Linked DNA regions of Homo sapiens: region 2 is linked to region 1. Evidence: chromatin loops called from intact Hi-C (ENCODE). Cell type or tissue: PC-3. All regions are shown on one strand. Each heading gives the region's core, and the rest is flanking DNA. Links, peaks and the distances in the headings are about the cores only. Region 1 overlaps CPEB4 (cytoplasmic polyadenylation element binding protein 4). Region 2 overlaps CPEB4 (cytoplasmic polyadenylation element binding protein 4).

Region 1 (8,000 bases), core at 1-8,000:
ATTAGTTTTTATAATTTTCATCAGATTTTTGTTATATTTTTTGGAAGTGAAACTTTTAGCAAGTGGGTGTCTAGTTTTTACTAATCCCTAATTTTTTTTCCAGTGTATTGCTCATATTATCAGAAGGAAAAGTTATTTAAGTATGTCAGTTAATTGTACTACTTGGCTGAATTTCCATATAGTTTTTACTGTGTATGGGGAGGTTGTAGTATTTATTATAGCATTTTAAATAAGGGTAATTCATTTTTTATTAAAGTCATTTTCACGTTAAGTTCCTATTTTTGTATGTTCTACTCTTAAGTTATATAACACAGTTCCTTTTTTAAAAGAGTTCATTTGTTGAAGTGCTAGTGAAAAATTAATGTTATTAAATAGTTTGCAAATGACTATTTATACCAGTATGCATATAATTTTTAAATATTTGTAATGTGAGATGTTGAATGAATAAAACTTTTAACTCAGATTTCTTTTAATATACTTATTTCTTTTTAACACAAGTAGATGATGCTTTCTTGACTGGGAATGTAACATTTTAAAATATTAGGAATATACTGTTCAGCTAATGCAGCACAAACCAATAGGAAAAAATCTTCAGTCATATAAGTACTGTGGCCAGTGTGCATTCTTATGTAAGCCTATAAGCGTCGGTGGGTGGTTGTGTCTTTGGCCTGTACTGTTAGTTCACCTGCTGCCTGCCCTGCAGAGTTCTTTTTATTTGTAGCCTTCAATATGTATACAGGGAGTAAGCCCAGGATCTAAGCATTCAGTTATCAGTTGAAGGCCAAATGCCCAACAAAAGTGAAAAACCCAATGTTTAGTTAATAATGAAAGTCCGTATCTGGGAGGTTCAGTTTTGAGTCTTTGTCAATGAATAGTCTTGATTTGTGGCCACACTACCAAAGGGCTTGAAAACAAGTCTCTTTTGACTTCCAATTCCCAGTTCCTCCATAGACCTTAATGTCATAGGATACGGTGTGTGGGATTATAATCTCTATGGCATGTCAATTGAAAATATTATCTTTGATTTGATCCATTAATCATGTGGACTACCAAGTGCTGTAATGTGTTAGTATTTATATTTTAAACTGCATTCTCAAACTTTTAACATAAGGATTTATTATAACAAAATATAACACTGAGAATATCCTGTTTTGTCAGATTTAATATCTGTTCTTTCTTGAGTATAGTATTCTCAAGACTAGAAGAGGTTCTTGTCCTGAGAGAAATGGACTATGAGATCTTTTGCGTCTAAGTTGTCTTTCCCAACAGGCAGCTCTTCTAACTATAGAGATTACTGAGGGTAAGGGCAGGCTGGACAGCTTCCCCTTTCTCTCATCTGGCAATTCCCAAACCTTACGTTGAGCATTCAATGAAGGGCCTTGAGGAAACCCCAGGGATGGGACACTGGAGATGTGGGTGGCATTTGGTTATCAAGTCTATAATATTCCTAGGCATTCTGGGATGGTTTCACTATTTTAAGAAAAGAAAAAAAAGATAGCCCAAGCATATTTAGTTTATTTTAGGAAATGTTTATTTCAGGTAAGTGAGATATCAATGATATGTGATATAACAACTCTATCTTGAAATTACATAGGTGCATTGCTTTGGGTGTTTTAAATCACAGAATGGTGTGTCTGGAAAGGGTGTAAGAGGCTTCCTGGGCTATATTTCTTCATTCACTGATTGCCTAAACCTACCCAACGAGGAAAATTCTTTTTATTTTTATCTTTTGTTTTTACTGTCTAACCAGATGAATAAACAGTGGAAATTCTCTACCACACTCTTAACAATCAAGTCATTTCATAACCCCTTTTGGTAATGGGTGTTTGTGTCCACAGCTAGATCAGAAAGTAAGTACTTTTTCTAGGGATTTTTTTTTTTTTTTAAGTTTGGGAAATAGTTTGATCAAAAGTCATGGGGAAAGTAATCTCTGATTTTAAAAATTGAAGAATACTGAAGGTGTCAGTGAGTTAGAAATTTTTAAGGAGTAATTATTTTCTGAAATGTGTAATAACCGAATAATAAACAAGACAAAACTCTAATATTTCAGACTGTGATCTTCAGAGGACTAGGATAGTCCTTTCCACAAGAAAAAGACAAAAAAAAATAAAGTTTTACCATTAAATACACTTAGAAAATGGGTCACCTTGTTTCTTGCAAAGTCAAAATAATGCACATTTGCACATTAGCTTATTAAGACTTCAAGAAATTCTACAATGAAGAAATCTTTTTTATTTTATTTTATTTTATTTTATTTTATTTATTTATTTTTTTGAGATGGAGTTTTGCTCTTGTTGCCCAGGCTGGAGTGAGTGCAATGGTGTGCTCTCAGCTCACTGCAACCCCTGCCTCCCGTGTTCAAGCCATTCTCCTACCTCAGCCTCCAAAGTAGCTGGGATTACAGGCATGCACCACCATGCCCAACTAATTTTGTATTTTTAGTAGAGATGGGGTTTCTCCATGTTGGTCAGGCTGGTCTCGAACTCCTGACCTCAGGTGATCCGCCCGCCTTGGCCTCCCAAAGTGCTGGGATTACAGGCGTGAGCCACCGTGCCCAGCCAGAAACCTATTTACTTTGTTGAAAGTGTCCCTCTCACTCCAATTTCTCTGACTACAGATTCTGTTTACAGGTAACACATGGAACATACTTTGGGCTATACCACTGTAACATTTTAGTATGTTTCAAGAAGCTTTGAAACCCCACTTTGTTTTTTGGCATCCATACATGTGTTCTGGAAGGGTGCTTGGCCCTGCCACTTGTGAGCCACTTTCAGAGCTGCTTTCATTGCCCACACCTACTTTACTGGAGTTCTAGGTACTTACGTAGCTTCTAAGCCCTGTCCTAGTTCCAGTGCATCCTCCTAATTCGTCTTCCCTCTACTACCATCCCAGAAGAAAGAAAAAGAGAAGTTACTTTGCACAATAAAGCTATTTTGATTATGCTTTTCACTGTCTCAGACCAGCCCTTGTTTCTCATGAGTGCCTCAAATGCCACTTGAGACAAGCAGCTAGTGCTTTGAATCTGCCATTCTATGATATGCTGTCTCCCTTTCTCATCATTCCTATATCCTCCTTCAAAATTTTCTTTTGCAAACTTCCCTCAGCACCCCTCACCCGCTGATTCTCTTGAGAATAGGCGCCACTGGCTTTGAATAAATTCTAAGAATTTAGAAAATGAACATTTGCGCCCCACTAGGAACTCTTACCTAGCAATACCAATTCAGTCGTCCTCATTAGAGAACATTTTATTTTGCCGTGCCTTGAGTCTTCTCAGGATATTTTGGGTTATCATCTTTCTCTAGTCAAGCTGGGTGTCATTGTTGGCTGTCTGGAAAAAGTGTCTTATTGTGATTCAGCGTGGTGACCAGAGTTGGAAAAGTACACATTGTCTCAGGGAAGTTAAAAATGAACAGCAGCATCCCAAATCAGAATGTGAGCAAACCTCCAGCCTTTAGTATTGCGTGTAATTTGATTCAGTGTCAGGGAAAAACTGCCTGTGGGTAGCTGGGCTGGAGGTGGTGAATCAGTGCACGCAAATGCCAGCAGCTAAGCTTGAGCTTTCTTTATCCTTTTCATCGGAGTTCTATTTCAGGAAGCCCGGCTTTGATACCCTAAAAATGTCAATGTGATCAAGCAAATGTCACCATTTTAAAGAGATTATTTTCAACTCTTCTCCCACCTCCCTGTGAGACCTAGGAGTGACTCCCCAGAACCCACCAAAGGCAGCAGGGCATTTTAAACTCGTGAAATCAGTTACCCAGGAAGAGAACCGGGAGGGGTGGTGGTAAAATAATTATGTGAAGCTGCAAAGAATGTTTTAGCTAGGATCCAAGAAAGACCTGGCGCTTCCTTATTTGGAGGAATGAAGGTGATACAGGAGCTAAAAGGAAATTATTTAGGCGGTTAGCGAGGGTAAGAGAGTCCTCAGGCTTCCCTTTTAACAAAAAGCAGCCCCCAAATCATTTCTTTTCTAACAAAGAGCAGCCTGTAAAATCGAGCTGCAGACATAAATAAGCAAGCTGGAAGCCTGCATAGGTAAATGCCGGCAGCTGTGCCAACAGGAAAAGGCTAGCTGGGGGCCAGGCATGTTCAACATGGAGGCTCCCTCTTCCTTTTCTTTGTCGCTATGTGTGCAGTAGAAAGGCAGGCAACATGGCGTTGGCCAGGTAGAGACCCCCATCTGCATAATAAAAGATTAGGGTGGGATGGCCAGCTTCTTTGTGCGTGATGCAAGTGTCACGCCTGGTCCGACCAATCTCTCTGGCCCTACGTGAATCAGACACGCCTCCTCAAGCTCATCTATAAAATCCCATGCATTTCATTGTGGAGCCGGAAGTCCCACCCGGGAGCCCCTCTCTCTCCTAAGAGAGAGAGCTATTCTCTTTCTTTTGCTTATTGAACCTCCAGGGTTAAACTCACTTCTTGTATGTCCGCGTTGTTGATTTCCCTGGCACGAGACGACGAACCTCGGGTACTTACCCCAGACCACAACGCCGCTTCAAAGGCACAATTCCCCTTTCATGTTTGAGGGAAAAGTGCTGTGGGTCCTTGAGTGTTTGGTGACAGAAGGTTTGATTCCAACAGCGTGCTGGGTGGGGTAGGGTGGGTGAGGGTGGGGTGGGGTGAGGGTGACGGTGGGGTGGGGTGAGGGTGAGGGTGGGGTGAGGGTGAGGGTTGGGGTGGGGTGGGGTGAGGGTGGGGTGGGGTGAGGGTGGGGTGGGGTGAGGGTGAGGGTTGGGGTGGGGTGGGGTGGGGTGAGGGTGGGGTGAGGGTGGGGTGGGGTGAGGGTGGGAATGTGGAATAGTCACATCCATCAGATGACTCTCAGCACTGCTGACTTCAATGACGGAATGATTTGGTTCAGAAGAAACTAGTAAATGCTGATCCCCTGTTATATATCAGGCCCTTACATACATTAGCAAGGATAACACTTCCATGAGGTATTGAACAGATCATAGAACTGTCTCATGGAGAAGGTGGGTGATTTGGCCAAGGCTGGGATGTGCCTAGGTCCCAATTCTCATCTACTAATCTCAAATCTTCTCCTTTAAACCTTCTTGCCGCTGGATTAGCAATGAACAGGATCAGGGCTTTTTATTCAAGTTTTATTTTGTTTTTAAAAGAAAAGTTTCATTCCTAAACCTAATCTGGGTGTAACTGTCATATTTGAAACTATAGAGATAGGATGATAAAACAAAAGTTGTAAGATGGGTGGGCACGGTGGCTCACGCCTGTTATCCCAGCACTCCGGGAGACCTAGGCTGAGGATCAATTGAACCCAGGAGTTCAAGACCAGCCTGGGCAACATGGCAAAACCCCGTCTCAACAACAACAACAACAACAACAAAAACTTAGCTGGGCATGGTGGTGTGTGCCTGTCGTTCCAGCTGCTGCGGGGGAAGGGGGCTGCTGAGATGGAGGATCGCTTGAGCCCAGCAGGTGGAGGCTGCAGTGAGCCACGATCTCACTATGGCACTCCAGCCTGAGCAACAAAGTGAGACCATCTTGGGGGATAAAACAAAAACACCACAAAATAAAACCAAAAAAACTCAAAAGTTGTACAATGGCTGGGAACAATGGCTCATGCCTGTAATCCCAGCACTTTGGAAGGTGGGAGGATCACTTGAGGCCAGGAGTTCAAGACGAGTTTGGGCAGCATGGCAAGACCCTGCCTCTAATTTTAAAAATAAAAAATAAAAATAAACTTTGTAAGAGCAAATGTGAGTTTTGATTGTGAGTCCTAAAATGTGGCCACTTCCTCTCTTAAAAACTGACTCTCAGCTAAGACAGGTGCTCGAGGTCATGTAATTAGTTAGTAGGGAGGCAGATAAGGAGGCCAGAGGGAAGTCCTTGAGCTCTGTCAAGCTCAGGTGGCTCAGGCCCACCTCTGCAGTTCTTGTCTGCCTTACTGGCTTCCATTAAGCCCATGAGTATGGCTCAGAGGCCAGAACTGGGTATATATTTTAGGAGTAGGGACAAGGTAGTTGAAATGACATTTCTATTCACTTTAAGGAAGTACAGTACAGACTTCTTAGTACATATTCTTTCTCTTTGATCCAACCACCAAGAGAGACACATCAGTTTGGAGTAGGAAACAAAGAAAAAGGAGGGCCCTTTTCTCTAGTATTGTAAACCCAAGAATTCCAGAAACACAATTTTAGGAGTGAGAATAATAATAATAAGGCCGGGGGCGGTGGCTCATGCCTGTAATCCCAGCACTTTGAGAGGCCAAGGTGGGCAGATCACGAGATCAGGAGTTCGAGACCAGCCTGATCAACATGGTGAAACCCCATGTCTACTAAAAATGCAAAAATTAGCCAGGCATGGTGGCGCACGCCTGTAATCCCAGCTACTCAGGAGGCTGAGGCAGGAGAATCTCTTGAACCCAGGAGGTGGAGGTTACAGTGAGCTGAGATCGCACCACTGCACTCCAGCCTGGGTAACAGAGCAAGACTCCATCTCAAAATATTAATAATAACTACAACATTGGTGGAGTGCTTTCCAAGTGCTAGGCATTTGATATAGGGATCTCCTTTCTACCTCCCCACAAGCCTATGTCATAGATACTGTCATTATACAGTATCTCATTTTAAGGCGACCAAGGTTCAAAAACGTTAACTAATCTGCAAAGCCAGGATTCAAATCCAGGCACGCAGGTCCTGCCTGTTTCACCTCACCCCTTAGAAATGTCCAACCTAAAAGGGAAATTTGATTAAAATTTCATTTATTCCCCTGCGTTGGTTAAAAACTCACCAATGAATAGTGTGACAGCTAATCTGTGTTGTAGCTATGCCATCCCCAAATTCTCAAGGGACTAAGATGAGGCCCAACTAACCAAAATCACATGGGTTCCGAGGAAGGCTATCCAGCTTGCTAAATAATGAAGAGATAGATAGGTAAGTGGTTGGAGGGATAGATTTTATTTTATTTTATTTTATTTTTGAGACAGGGTCTCACTTTGTCACCCAGACTGGAGTGCAGTGGTACCATCATGGCTCACTGCAGCTTTGACCTCCTGGGCTTAAGTGATCCTCCCACCTTAGCTTCCTGAGTAGCTGGGACCACAGATGAGCATAACCACACTCAGCTAATTTTTTATTTCTGGTACAGACAGGTTCTCTATATGTGTATCTATATGTCTATGTGTATATATAGAGACATGTATATCTCTGTATATCTCAGATATATGTTTTTTAGATGCAAAGAAAAATCCCACCAAGAAGAAAGGGTTTTACTTTTTTCTATAGAACTATAATTGACCAACATGCTCTATATAGAAAATCAAGCCTCCTCTCATGCATCTGATCCTTTGATATCTGCACGGTCTATGTAATCTCACAAAAATAGTCCTGAAATCCAAAGGAATGGGGGAGAGACTTACGGATGTGTCCTCGTGAATTTTAAAACAGCACTTGAACGTTTTGCTTTTGGATTCAGATGTCAGAAGCATCAAAATAGATTTCTACAGAGAATTTATATTCCTGACTTTTTATATATATATGTGTGTGTATATATGTAAAGAGAGGCAGTGTCTGCCATTTTTAGAGCACTGGAGCTTTGAATTACACATGGCTTTGATCCTTGCCGCAGCCTAAACAGCTGTTCTTGAGCAGATGTGATGCTGTAGAGCCTGGAAGAATCAACTTAGAATCTCTGAACCTAGATTTGCAGCAAAACGCCCTTCTGAGGGAGACGTTAAGACCATGGTCAAATACAGTCATCAGCAACTTCCTTTTTCTTTGCCCCTTCCCAAAGTTCAACTCCTACAAAGACCAAACATGAAATTCTAAAGCTGGAGAGGATGCAACCTGGGAAATCAGATTTAGTCTCGTAAGTGTTGTACTTAAGTCAGGATCAGCAGCCCTCCATAAGGGGTGTCGGAGGGTGAGGAGGAGGAGTTTAAGGGGGAGAGTAGGGAGAATGAGGAGGTCAAGAAGAGAGAGGAGAAGAATTTAACTATTGCATGTAATTTTGTGTCCAGAAGGTAACAGCACCCTCTA
Region 2 (9,187 bases), core at 1,188-9,187, 62 kb before region 1:
ATACAAAACACTTTTTCTAAAATATGATAATACCTAACAGTGAAGGGTAATGTGAGGCACCTTATGTATGTGGCCATATTAGGTTGATTAACTTTTTAAATTTAAAATATGGCTTTCTTATATTGAATAAAGTTATGAAATTAGTTACAAATATAGCTTGTGTTACTGTGAAATATTTTAGTCATGCTTATCTTGCTATATATGCTTTATTGAATAAGCTATAGATGCAACCCCAGACAGATAAAATATTTAGCAGAATTATCAATTTTCTCGAAGAGAAGTTTTCTAATTAAATATAAGCTTAAACTTTCATTAGCATTGACAGCCTGTTTCTTTCAGGATTTTGAAAGATTTTGGCCACAGTTGTTTTATTAAGAACTTTAGAACATGTGATTGCTTTTGCATACATTAAAGGAGACTACATTTTAATGGAGAATTTATGATTTTTCAGTAAGAGATATGAAAGGGTGCCATAGATTTGAATTGAGAATAGTTTGGCTTTTATCCTGGAATCAAGAGTTTTTAAAAAATATTTTAATGTATTTAGCACACATTTATTGGAGCACCTACTATGTTATGGACTAAGCACAGGACTGTCATAAAAAATGAATCAGTAACATGGTTTGTAATGTATTTTTGACCTGTGCTAATCTTTGAGTAAGACTGAACATGCATTTTTTTCTCTTAAATATTATAAACAAATTATCAACTAGCCCAATAGTTTCATTTTAATCTATAAATTGTTTAATCATTAAGGCAAACTAACATTCAATTTTAGCTATAACAAAAAATTGTATAAATGGCATTTCCAAACTTTTTTATTAACGTAGTCATTAATGTGTTTATAAATATATGCTTATATTTGGAAATTTTAAATTTTTAGAAAATTATAATGTTTTTGGAAAAATATTTGGAAAGTGTAATTATCAATTATAAATACACACTCGTATAAGTTACCGTATGTTTATATATAACATGTGCTGATTTACATTCTATGACAAAATGGTACCACAAAAGGCAAACTTTAACTTGGATAGCAGAATTCTGGTCCTGTTACATGCCAAAGAAAAACTCCATCAGCTACCTATAGGTGCTCATTCATGTTTACAAATGGAATTATTCAAGTTCAAAGCTTTAAGCTGTACAAGCGCATTTTATATTGTAGGTTATTTTGGTTGGGCAATTTCTATTTGCTAAAGATTTATCAGATATATTCTAATCATTTTTTAGTAGACCAAAACTAAGTTATAATTAGTTCCTCAGTATTATATATTTTAAATCTATATTTATTTTAAAATACCATGTAACAATTTAAATAATAGTTCTTCCAGGTATTCTTGAGGAATGCATCTAGTCAATAGGATCATGGTACTAGTCAGTAAAATAGTTGCTGCCATTTTATTGTCTATGAGACCTTAAAAAAATAAAAATATAAGAACGTGACTCAGAATATTCACATACTCTGAAAAAATGTTATTAGAAAACTATCTCAGTTAATGGAAGTCAGATCTGGGTTCCAGATATGGCTCGGCCATTCATTAGCTATGTGACCTAGGCAAGCTACAGCACCTTCTGGGTCCTTTATTTTCTCATTTCTTTTGTCTGGTATTTTTGAGGATAAAATGAAATATGTCTAATATTTGGCTTCTAGAAGATTCTATTGTTTTAAGAAAGCAACTCATCAAACAGAAATATTAAGTCAAAGTTTTATTCAAAATATAGCACAATTTCTTAAAATCTGAAAACCCGTGTGTAACTGGTGTGTGATAATTTGAACTTAATTTTATTTTTTGAGACAAGGTCTCATTCTGTTGCCCAGACTAGAGTGCAGTAGCGCGATCTTGGTTCACAGCAACCACCACCTCCTGGGTTTAAGCAATTCTCGTGCCTCAGCCTCTCCAGTAGCTGGGACTACAGGCATGTGCCACCAGGCCCATCTAATTTTTGTACCTTTTAGTTCACCATGTTGGCCAGGCTGGTCTCGAACTCTTGACCTCAGGTGATCCGCTCGCTTTGGCCTCCGGAAGTGCTGGGATTATAGGCGTGAGCCACCGCACCTGGCCTGAACTTAATTTTAAATAAATAAAATACAATTCCTAAAGTCACTATACTTAAATAATGGTGGGACTGAGGCTAGATGACACACTGATTTTCTTGAACACTGCTGAAAGTGACCAACTGGTGATATTTTTTTTCTCTCTTGGTAAAGCACCCCCTGACCCATGTCTTCTTAAATTTTTATTATGGAAAAATTTAAATATATTCCATGGTAGACAGAATAGTCTAGTGAACTCCCATGTATGTGTCACCTGGCTTCAACAATTATCAGCTCCTGGACAATCTTGTTTCATCTATACCCTTAATCCTCTCTCTCCCCATTTGTATTATTTTGAAGCAATTGCTTCATATCATATTATTTCATCTGTAAATGGTTCAGTATGTGTCTCTAGAGGAGTCTTTAAGAGAAAACATTAAAATTTTTTTCAAGTTGTTTTTTTAAAGAAGGGTAGTGAGAAACTGAAGCAAGGCCCACATTTCTGTTGTACCTGCTCAGTCTGTTTCACTGCTCAACCTGGTGCCAATAGTGGTGGACCACTGTTGGCTTCATCTTCTCTTTCTGTAACATAGAAAAATAAGAGATCCAGTTAAAGCACCCAAATACCAGCTAGTGATTCGAAATTTGGGAGGAGAGTATACCGTTTTCCTCCCTTCATCTTATCCTTTCTCTAGGTTCACACTTCTGTGGACTTGTGGGCAAGACCTCTGAAAGGAAAGATGAGTGAGAGAACAGGACAGGACTGAGCTTTTATGGTTGCTGTCTTTTTTGTTTTTCTGTTTTTTAAGAGGAATGTAGAGGTTTGGGGTCCCTTGCAGACTTTTAGACTGCATCAACTTTTTACATTTCTTGCTTGCTTTCAGTGCACAAATGTTTGATGCTTTTGAAGGGCCATGGGCTGAGGATGCTTAGCTATGGCAAACGTGATACTTCTGCTCCTGAAGTGCACTGGCCAGTGACCTCCTCTTTGTGCTTGAGTGTTGAGGAGTGCCTTCTGCCCAGGAGATTCTGGAGAACTGTGGATGGGGGTCGGGGGGTGTTGTGAGAGTCTGGAAATGTGGAGGCTGGGCACAAGCTGCCTTTTGAGATCACTGTCAAGGCTCACAGAAGAGATGTCGAGGGTTACAAGACATAAGCTTCAGTTTAGGAATAAAGGTTGTGCATTGGCCAGGTGTGGTGGCTCACGCCTGTAATCCCAGCACTGCGAGAGGCTGAGGTGGGCGGATCACCTGAGGTCGGGAGTTCGAGACCAGCCTGACCAATATGGAGAAACCCCATCTCTACTAAAAATACAAAATTAGCCTGGTGTGGTGGCGGGCGCCTGTAGTCCCAGCTATTCTGGAGGCTGAGGCAGAATAATCACTTGAACCCAGGAGGCAGAGGTTGCAGTGAGCCGAGATCGCGCCATTGCACTCCAGCCTGGACAACAACAGCGGAACTCTGTCTCAAAAAAAAAAAAAGTTGTACATTAGGGTGGACCCCTCTCCCTGCTGACGCCGGACCCTGCTCAGACCTAGCAGACATGGAGAACAGGAACTCTAACAGCCAGTTGAGGTCTAAATAACTTCATTCCTCAAGGCTGAGTGTTAGTATTGTTTACCTGCTTTCCTTGAACTAATGACTTCTTGCCCTGAATAGTTTATTAGGGAGAAGTCTTATACTGATAGTTTTGGGGTCATAGGTTTGAACATATTTTGATTATCTCTATGAAAACAGGTTATAGAAAATAGCACAGAATCACTGACTTATTCAGATACAACCGATATCTAATTTAAAATGTGAGTTTCATGCTTTTTTTCATTGCACCATAGAAGGGGCAGAGAAATGTTTATTGAATGAGTTCACTAACCGCCATGCTTTGTGCTCCTGCTGCCCATATACCTTATCTCACTGGCTTTTCACTACAGATTTATAAGGGAGGTGCTATTATCCTCGTTTTGCTGATGAAATTAAGGTTCAATGATATTGCAGCATCAAGATCACTTGCTTAGTATGTTTGATACTTAGTATCACAAGTATCAAAGCTTGTGATAGATTTTAATTATTTCTCTCTGCTAGGCAAGATTAGTATGAACAAATTGTCAAGAAGAAGAAAAGGTCTATTGATTCAGGAACTGACTGACTAATCAAGCCTAGAATGGTCATTTGGTTTTTTAATACAAATAAGTGATGACAAGAAATGTTTATCATTTTAAGGATTTATAATGCTCAAAATGAATGTGATTTATTTAGTAAAGGTGCAATAAAAAATGTTCTCAGAGGCTTTCTGGAGAGATCTTATTTGTCAATTAACATGGCAACCAAATGGAGCTGTTGATCCAAGGTAATACACTGAAGACATTCATTCATTTAGTTGTAGATCATAATTCTATTAGGGAACATGTGGTAACCTAAGATCTGTTAGACTCTACCTTCATTACAGGAGCTATAATGAAAAAGTACTGATTGAAGAGGGAACTTGCAAAGAAATATGAGATGCTGTTAAATGTGGTCCCTCCTGCTTCAGATAATTACCACTTTAACTTTAATCTCTGATGCTCGTTGTCTTCATTCAGGCCACGTATATATAGTGAAGGATTTCATACCTGGCAGGTAATAATAGAGCAAAAATTCTAGGCCCAAACAAAACTTCACTTAAACCACTTTTCCTGAACATCTGCTCTGAAGTCAGACTCGACCACTTACTGTGTGACTTTGTAGGGCAATTAGTTAACTTCTCCTAGCTTCATTTGCCTACGATGGGGAAAATAAATGACAGTACTGACTTCATATGATGGTTGTGAGGAACTAATATATGTAAATGTTATGTAATTCATGTAAGATGCACAACACAGAGCCAGGAGGAACATGTTAGCCACTTTCTATATCAGTGGCGATGGCTTTACGGCATGCTACAAGCTGTGGATATGAAAATGAGTGAAGCTCATGGCGCATGGTGATAGTATAAGCTCTGTCATACAGAGCTTATCACTATCTTGTGGGATGTCAGAGTGCTAGGGAGACATAAGGGAAAAGGGATTTGCTGCCTGTGTAGGGATGTGAGGGTCATTTGGAAGTGGAATCTTGAAAGTTGACTGGATAGTCCACTCTTGATGATCTGTGAATTTACATATTATTTAATTCAAGAGGAATATTTACATTTTGGCAAATCTTGAATTAAAACTCCCATAGTTACCTTTGATTAATTATGGGCTCTACTGGCATCTCAAAATTTCTATTTATTTTGGCAGCTGACACACTGGCGTACACTTTCCTTTCAAACCAAAATATTTTCCCTTCCCTTCTTTACCAGGGAAAGTTTAAGCCAGAAAGAGAAACTTCTGTAGCCTGGTACAGATATGTAGCAGTCTGAGAAATGATGATCACAGTAATATATGTTTTTATAGAAATAGAATGAGTCAAGGGATAGCTGAATTTTGGCTTTGGTTCTTAATAATGTGGTTACATTCAATTAATTACCTTTTGTGTTTTAGACTCAGTCTAGTAATGCCAAAACATACTAGCTCAAGTATAAAAAGAAGCAATAATAGAGTGGTGGTGGTGGTGGTGGGTAGCATGGGTTATATTTAGATGAGAACATTTAAACTCAGTACAGTTTTTGCCTGTGAGCACATAACCTAACTGTGAACACCCCAGCATCCAAGACAAAAATGTAACATGATGGGTGATGTAGATCTCATTCTCTAATGAAAATAAGCATACTTTTAAACAAGAGTGAAATATTTTTGAGAGAAATTTGCCTTGCAGGTTTCTAATCATGGGGCGTTGACAGACAATGAATTTTTCCATTGCTGACAAATTTTACAAGAAAATTCATAGATGTTTAACAAACAGCAGTTACTAATATTTTCTGCTTATTAAAATCTGAGATCATGCTGTTAAGCCATAATTCTATAAAAGCAAGTCCAAAGGGACCAGTATATACTATGTATTTTCTGATGATGTGACTTGATAAATAGGTTGAATCTGAAGGAATGAGTAATTAGCATATCCTTTGTTTAGACTGTTTATCTTGGCTTGTAGGGCATTTGACCAGTTGTGAGAGAGAGAAGACATGTCAGTAGTAAATACCTGAATGGCAGATATTCCATGTAGCTGAATGAAAAAAAAAAAAAAAAGCTATATGCTTAAGATATGGGGTATATGGATGCCAGAGATAGTATTTTATTGTGAAAATTCAAGCACCAAATTTGTATTTTGTTTGTTCTTAATGGTGAGCCACTCACCTCTTGATGCTTTTTCTTAAGGAATTTTGTTTTGGTGAAATTGAACTTTATTTTAATCTTTCCAAAGGTATGGACCTTAGAACTTGAAAGACAGAGCTGTTTCAGGTTTTGAGAGCAAAGCCCTTCTCTTCATAAGGAAATCATACAGTAGTTCCTGTAGAATATTTAAGCTGGACTGCATCATAGCTGGCCAACTAGGATAAAAGCTATAAAGCACACCCCTAAGGATCTAATGAAGTTAACCTGTTGAATGGATTTGCTTAACTCCGTGGTTCTCAAAGAGTAATCCCTGGTGTCATTTGGAAACTTGTCAGAGATGGGAATTCTTGGACACGACCCATGCTGAATGAGACTGTGGGGATGGACCCAGTAATCTGTATTTTAACAAGAACTCCAGGTGATTCTGACGTACTCTCAAGTATGAGAAACGCTGGCTTAGATCAGCCATCTGGATGTTAAAAAAAAATGGCCACAAATGATTATTTTGGTCTGTGGCATAATTACAATTTGGTTGTTTTTCCTGATAGGAACAGACCAGCAGGTTCACGTGCTGCTTGTGGCAGCTTCTGGAATGTCATGAAAAGCCTTGTCATTAGCTATATACTGATGTAGGTCTTCCCATTTTGCCCTGGCAGGCAGTATTATTCAGGTGTATACTAAAAACAAGGGTCCTCTCTGAAACATTCATTTTGTTTTGTCAGAAGCTTATTTTTATCAACTTTGATTTTCATAGTGGTATCATAAGGTCTTTCTTTTAGAAATTGTCCTGTGAAGTAGAGATGACAGAAACTGAAACTAACCAGTTACTGACATGCAACTCAGTATATTAAATATAATAATTAAGACTACAGAATATGATGAGGTTTAAGCATTGTGATAAAGTTTGCTTTGCTTAGCCTTGAAAATCATTGGTGATCTTTTATTTTCCTTCATGATTACTAAGCTCACATGTTCTAGAGTCAGAAGGTCTGGGTTCACATTCTGCCTCCACTTACCTAACATTGATGGAATTATTTAAATACTCGAAGCTTCAGTTTCTTCATCTGTGAAGTGGGATAATAACTGAACATATCTAATTGTATCAGGGTTTTGTGAAGAATAAATGAGGTTATGAATGTAACCCATAATGTTAGCTGCTGATAGTAATCCTATTAGTACTGTTACTACCACCAGTACTCCTGTGGTTAGTAGATAACCCAGAGATGCATTTATGATGGGTCTCTAATTTGTATGCCACTCTGTCATCTCAATGGGGAAAAGGAAGATAAGATTTCTCTTTCTCTTCTTATGGTTTTAGTACCTCTGATATATATCATTTGTATAGGTAAAATATAAAAGGTAATATTTGTATAAGTAAAATATAAGTAATATTTGAGTGCCTACTGTTTGCCAGGCACTAGCCAGCATATTCATACCCTCAGAACCCTTAGAGTGCCTCCTTTATTCAAATGTATGTCTTAATTAGTATGGTTCTTTGCCATGATCATTACCCTACCCAAGGAAGGATCACTTACTTGGTTTATAGTAAGACTTGGGTTTGAATCTGACTATGCCACTAAACTATGCAGTAACCAATCTGTGTAGTAAATTGTGTAAGTTTTCTTTAGTCTCAGTTTTTATTATTAAAATAGGAGTAATAGGCTGGGTACAGTAGCTCATGTCTATAGTCCCAGCTACTTGGGAGGCCGAGGCCAGAGGATCACTGGAGCCCAGGAGTTTGATGCTGTGGTGAGCTGTGATTGTGCCACTGCACTCCAACTTGGGCAACAGAGTGAGACCCTGTCTCAGATAATAATAATAATAATAATAATAATAATAATAATAATAATAATAAAAAAATGTAACTTAGAAGATTTGAGGATTAATTAAGACAGTGTTTATCAAGTACCTAGAATAATATCAGGTGCTTAGTAGATGCTCAATAAAGGGTAGGTCTGCTTTTCTAATTTCTCCCTTTAGGGTGCCAAGAGAAACTGGCAGTGGGGTTGAAAGCAAATTGAGTTGTCAGTATCTTTTGTTTTATAAGAGATTCTTTAATAATCTATCTGAAAGCAGCACACTTCACTCTTCTGTCCCCCAGCAAATTTTTTAAGTAGATTTTTTTTGAAAGAAGCTTATTTTATGTTTTATGTAGCATAATTAAAATGCCATGATTGTCTTTTTTTTTTTGAGATGGAGTCTCGCTCTAACGCCAGGCTGGAGTGCAATGGTGTGATCTCAGCTCACTGCAACCCCGCCTCCCAGGTTCAAACGATTCTCCTGCCTCAGCCTCCCAAGTAGCTGGGGTTACAGGCACCTGCCACCACGCCCAGCTAATTTTTGTATTTTTTCACCATGTTGTGGGCAGGCTGGTCTCGAACTCCTGACCTTGTGATCTGCCCACCTCGGCCTCCCAAAGTGCTGGGATTACAGGTGTGAGCCACTGTACCCAGCTGTGATTGTCCTTTTAAGACTCTAAGTGATCATTTTCTTACTAATTGATCACTGACCCTTGCCTTTTTGTGGGCAAAAGTGATGGACTTTGATTAGTGGGCAAAAGTGGTGGACTTTGATTAATAAATTCTCATCCTTATTTTTGGTTCCTGCCATAATTGTCATAATTTAAACTGTAAATCTTGAAAGAACAAGACATGTTAGGATATCAAAAAGCTAGAATACAAATGTATTTTGGAGTTAGGACAGGGACATCAGAGATCCAATCAAACCACTCCTTTTATGGACCAGAAAAGAGGTATAAAGGACGAAAGTGCCCAAGCTCATAAAATACGACAGGCAGAGTTGAAGCTTCCTAGTGTCTAATGCCCATTCCACTCATTTATGCTAATGTTCATGTTTTGGTCATTAGCTCAAGTTCAATCAAGAAGAGCATCACCTAACAAGGTTTCTATTTTACAGTTAATCTTTG

What was found. Hi-C counts contacts between places; a loop is a spot of excess contacts. Peaks named below come from ENCODE experiments on the same cell type or tissue, not always from the same donor. Only the 100,000 strongest peaks of a DNase experiment are listed, where the experiment ranks them.
Region 2: it touches region 1 in a loop (2.8-fold over the local background); 48 of 110 quality-filtered maps call a loop at or near these places.

What each region holds. Positions count from the first base shown.
Region 1 is chr5:173,959,848-173,967,847 of GRCh38, forward strand. It overlaps CPEB4 (cytoplasmic polyadenylation element binding protein 4), which reads left to right. Exons shown (of 10, transcript NM_030627.4): 10 at 1-2,133. Among named protein-coding and RNA genes, the nearest start is that of C5orf47, 25 kb to the right of the region's middle. RefSeq lists enhancers at 3,590-4,789, 3,684-4,566, 7,997-8,000. In PC-3, for the core only: no CTCF peak of the experiment used is centred there; a DNase peak (open chromatin) is centred at 3,454; H3K4me3 peaks cover 1,779 bases; H3K27ac peaks cover 2,056 bases.
Region 2 is chr5:173,896,903-173,906,089 of GRCh38, forward strand. All of the region lies in intron 1 of CPEB4 (cytoplasmic polyadenylation element binding protein 4), which reads left to right. Among named protein-coding and RNA genes, the nearest start is that of CPEB4, 13 kb to the left of the region's middle. RefSeq lists a silencer at 4,824-5,118. In PC-3, for the core only: no CTCF peak of the experiment used is centred there; no DNase peak of the experiment used is centred there; H3K27ac peaks cover 1,879 bases.